2 separate regions of the Homo sapiens genome follow, and region 1 is linked to region 2. Evidence: chromatin loops called from intact Hi-C (ENCODE). Cell type or tissue: Caco-2. All regions are shown on one strand. Region 1 overlaps VPS53 (VPS53 subunit of GARP complex). Region 2 overlaps LIAT1 (ligand of ATE1).

Region 1 (2,500 bases), 280 kb after region 2:
TATCTGCAGTCTCAAATTTCAAAAACAATACAAATAATAAATTCTGTTGTCAAGTGGAATGTTTATTTTAACTATAGGGTGATATTGCATGTCACGCCAGGCAAACATCTAATGGAGGTCTTGAAGACAGGACAAGAGAAATGAACCTTTGACCACCACTGTTGCCACAGCAGATATTCTGGACCATAGGTAAGCTGTGCCGCCATTTTTATTCACAGAGAACAGCACGCTGAAGGCAGTAAGGGGCCTGGGATAATTCAGAACAAGTAAACCTGGAGTTGCTTTAAAGCACAGCAGTGGGGCTGGAGAGGAGCTGATGGAGCTGACGGAAAAGCCACAGGAACTCGACAAATACCTGGATGCACGGAACTAGGAAAACTGAAATTCCAGTGGACTGTGTATCAGCAGCACTGGTGTTCCTGCCATTTACTAAACATGAGTGAGCCCAACATTGTGCAAAAAAGGTGTTTTAAAATACATTTATTCTAGGCCAGATGTGGTGGCTCATGCCTGTAATCCCAGCACTTTAGGAGGCTGAGGCAGAAGGATTGCTTGAGGCCAGGAGTTTGAGACTAGCCTGGGCAACATAGCGAGACCTCATCTACACAATACTTAAAAATTACATTAGCTGGGCGCAGTGGCTCACGCCTGTAATCCCAGCACTTTGAGAGGCCAAGGTGGGCAGATCACCTGAGATCAGAAGTTCAAGACCAGCCTGGCCAACATGGTGAAACCCTGTCTCTACCAAAAATATAAAAACTAGCCAGGCGTGGTGGTGGTCGCCTGTAATCTCAGCTACTTGGGAGGCTGAGGCAGGGAGAATCACTTGAACCCAGGAGACGGAGGTTGCAGTGAGCAGAGATCGTAACACGGCACTCCAGCCTGGGTGACACAGCAAGACTCCAGCTCAAAAAAAAAAAGCCAGGTGCGGTGGCTCATACCTGTAATCCCAGCACTTTGGGAGGCTGAGGCACGCAGATCATGAGGTCAGAAGATCGAGACCATCCTGGCCAACATGGGGAAACCCCATCTCCACTAAAATACAGAAAATTAGCCGGGCGTGGTGGCACATGCCTGTAGTCCCAGCTACTCAGGAGGCTGAGGCAGGGGAATTGCTTGAACCCAGGAGGCAGAAGCTGCAGTGAGCCAAGATCGCACCAATGCACTCCAGCCTGGAGAGAGAGCAAGACTCAGTCTCAAAAAAAAAAAAAAAAAGATGCGCATGGTGGCATGTGCCTGTGGTCCCAGCTACTCGGGACGCTGAAGTGAGAGGATCACTTGAGCCCACGAGGTTGAGGGCGCAGCGAGCTGTGATTGCACCACTCCACTCTAGCCTGGGCAACAAAGTAAGACCCTGTCTCAAAAACAAATAAATAAATAAGTGGATAAATAAAATAAAGTATATTAATTCTAATCCCCCCTAACCCTGAGGTACGTATTATTATCTCCATGTCACAGATGGAAAGTTAAATATCTTGTCCAAGGTCACACAGATAACAGCAGAGACAAAATTTAAATTCAAAGCTCAAGTTTTTTTCACTTTACCAAGATGCCATCCAATGTTACATCACTGAAGATATCTAACTACACCAATCCTTAGAGAATTGAAATAAAATGCCCAGTCCTTCACTGTACATAGAGGAGAGAAGATAGCTATTTGGATTCCTTATAGCTTTTCTAAAAATGAGGGATTTTAGAGGATACGTGGCAAAGTGTTCCAAATATGCCGCAGACATGTCTCCCTGCCAAAAAAGCGCTATCAAGGTGATATGATTTGGCTGTGTCCCCACCCAAATCCCTACATGTCATAGGAGGGACCTGGTGGGAAGTCACTGAACCACGGGGTGGTTTCTCCCATTCTATTCACGTGATAGTAAGTTCTCACAAGATCTGATGGTTTTGTAAGAGGCTTCCCCCTTCGCTCAGCTCTCATTCTTCCTCTCTCCTGCCACCTTGTGAAGAAGGATGGGTTTGCTTCCCTTTCCACCATGATTGTAAGTTTCCTGAGGCATCCCCAGCCCTGCAGAAATGTGAGTCAATTAAACCTCTTTCCTTTATAAATTACCCCGTCTAAGGTATTTCTTCATAGCAGTGTGAGAACGGACTAATACACAAGGCTTGTGTGCAATAAACAGGATGAAGAATGGTAGTGAGGCCAAACCCAGTTGCACTACATTGTTAAACAGTTAACGGACATTTTATGAGTCCCCGCCTCAACTACAACCAGTAGCACTCTAGAAGCAGGCAAAATGAACAGTCGCCCGCCCCGCCTCAACTACAACCAGTAGCACTCTAGAAGCAGGCAAAATGAACAGTCACCGGATTCAACTTGACAAAGGCAAGCCAACCTTGACCTCTGCACTAGACGTAAGAAATCCTGGTTGGGAAATGACTGTGAGCCCGAATCAAAACTCTGCCCCTACAAAAGGCTGATCTAACAACCCGACTCCAGGGCTGCCCCACAGATCACGGTGTTCAGGGCACTCCCAGGTCATGTCCA
Region 2 (2,500 bases):
AGACCCCTACAGATATCCACCATTCCTAAGAGCCTTCCAGCCCCACACAAAGACACCCTCTCAACTTCCTAATCCCTCAGCCAAAACTGGCAGTCTTAAACGTCTGCGCCTTCCCCACAGAGGCCCTCCTCACAAGACACTTTCCCCACCCCAAACACATTGATGCCACATGAAAGGCCCTCACTCTCATGCACAGAGAAGGGCAGACTCCTGCCTCCCCTCCTCCCACCCTCTTGCGTTAAGGCTGCCTGCCTGTGGATGCGCGGTAGACACCCACACCCACAGACGTGTGTATTAAAGGTCCTCGCTGCATGGGCTCCCCCTCGCACCCACCAAGGGGCAGCCTTGGACTGCACAAACCCCATGACACCAGTCACTGTGACATCCTCCTATAATCCCTGACACCCTCAACCACTCCCCGCTTCATATCAGTGTAACACCCACAGTGAAACTAAAGGGCGGGGGACACCCTCAACCACTCCCCCCACCTTCTATCAATGTAACACCAACAGTGAAACTAAAGGGCGGGACGCAGTGGCTCACACCTGTAATCCGAGCACTTTGGGAGGCCGAGGTGGGAGGATCACTTGAACCCAGGACTTCCAGGCTGCAGTGAGCTATGATCGCACCATTGCACTCCAGCCTGGGCAACAAGCAAGACCCTGTCTCTCAAAAAAACAAACAAGAAAACTAAAGCACAGATCCCCCTCATGCACACACATTCCTAGTCTACACACACAGACTGTTAATACGTTATCCATTCGCGTGTGTAGTCATATGCAGGCAGGAATTGCAGTCTCTCTCAGGGACACCTTCACAAACACACATACCCTACCTGCCATAAACCCCAGTCCCTACATCTCACCAAGCTCTTCTTGTAGAACCCCTACATTTCTTGACAAGGGGACTGAGCACCCACTTTGAGGAGAGAGAGCACAGCAGTGACAGAGAATGCAGGTGCCCGTGAGTGCTGTGAGGCCACTGTCGCCCGTGTGGTCCACCTCAGTGGCTTTGGCTGTCTGGGAGAGGGCTCTAAGCTCCAGTTCTGGGGCCTGGCCCTCTGTGGCAGAGCTGGCACCAAGGCAAGCAGGAGGCAGAGTGGCAGCCTCGCCCATATGGACCGTGCAGTGTGGGAAGGGAGCAATGGGAAGATGATAAGTACTTCTCAGGCGTAATACAAAGGCAAGAAAATTCTGCAGTTCAGGTCAAGAAGCCCTGTGTGGCTGGGCACATGGCTCACGCCTGTAATCCCAGCACTTTGGGAATTCAAGACCAGCCTGGCCAACATGGTGAAACCCCGTCTCTACTGAAAATACAAAAATTAGCTGGGCATGGTGGCAGGCACCTAGAATTGCTTGAACCTGAGAGGCGGAGGTTGCAGTGAGCCAAGATTGTGCCACTGTGCTCCAGCCTGGGTGGCAGAGTGAGACTCAGTCTCAAAAAAAAAAAAAGCCCTGTGTGTATCTGCAAAAAGAAATTTGGCAGTTCATTGTCCTTTTGGCGTAGCTTTTCACTGTAGAAATTACAGTGACATGTGCCTCATACCATCAGCAGGGGGCACCAGATAGTTTCCAGGGCGTAGCAAGGGAGGGAAATGTCAAAAGATGATTTCTTTCTCTCTCCCCTAAAATAAAAGGACGAGCTGATGAAAGAACCACAATTTGTAGCATTTTATGTGCATGTTAAATAATTCTGAAGTGCTATTGATGTTAAAAAAAAAAATCAGTACAAGCCATACAGCAGAAGTATTTCTGGCTTGGCATAATACTGCTTTCAGTCAAATTTAGGAAGCTTTTCTGTTGTTTTCCGTTCCTTCCATCATAAAGTGTCTAGACTAGGGTAGAGTCACAGACTCCCAGAACTGGGAATGGCCGTGGTGAGCACATGGCGAGGATGGATGAGGGCAGCACGGCCCAGTGGAAAGAATGGGGCATTGGGGGCCCAGCCTGCACTCAGGTCCCAGCTCTGCCACTCGCTCATGACATTGGCAAGTTCCTGAACCTTTTGGAGCTTCGGTTTCCTCACCCGAAGAATAGGGCCGATCGCCTTTACCCAGACGGCCTGGCTCAGACTGTGTGCTCAATGAATGGTTCCTCCTGCCCTGAAATGATTTCAGCAAAATCACACAGGCAGGTGGGCACGAGGCTGGTGGGCTTGGCAGCCTGAGCCCTGGGTACGGAGGGGCCCCCATCCTCCTCTTCCATCTTGGGTGATTTTGGCACCATCCCCAGCAGGCCAAGGTCAGACATTGCCACAAACACTAACCTGCTCATCTACTCAGCAGATAAACATCAGAGTCAGAGCCTGAAGAGCCAGCCGCTTTCTTCCTCCTTTCATGACATCTTAAGTCCTTGCAAAGAGCGTGGCCCGAAACCAGAGCACAGACAGAGCAAAGTGGAAAAGAAGCACCTCCCTTCTGACTCCTCCACCGTCAGCCTCCCCGACTTTGCCGAAATAGAGAACCTTGCGAATCGGATCAACGAAAGTCTGCGTTGGGATG

The links. Peaks named below come from ENCODE experiments on the same cell type or tissue, not always from the same donor. Only the 100,000 strongest peaks of a DNase experiment are listed, where the experiment ranks them.
Region 1: it touches region 2 in a loop (9-fold over the local background); 30 of 110 quality-filtered maps call a loop at or near these places.

Annotation. Positions count from the first base shown.
Region 1 is chr17:686,377-688,876 of GRCh38, forward strand. The region is part of intron 4 of VPS53 (VPS53 subunit of GARP complex); the gene reads right to left. Among named protein-coding and RNA genes, the nearest start is that of VPS53, 27 kb to the right of the region's middle. In Caco-2, no CTCF peak of the experiment used is centred here; no DNase peak of the experiment used is centred here.
Region 2 is chr17:410,864-413,363 of GRCh38, forward strand. It overlaps LIAT1 (ligand of ATE1), which reads left to right. Exons shown (of 2, transcript NM_001013672.5): 2 at 2,285-2,500. LOC105371430 (a long non-coding RNA gene) reads right to left here. Exons shown (of 3, transcript NR_136407.1): 2 at 2,266-2,500. Among named protein-coding and RNA genes, the nearest start is that of LIAT1, 1.8 kb to the left of the region's middle. In Caco-2, a CTCF peak has its summit at 1,562 (motif pointing right); DNase peaks (open chromatin) are centred at 308 and 1,557; H3K4me3 peaks cover 217 bases.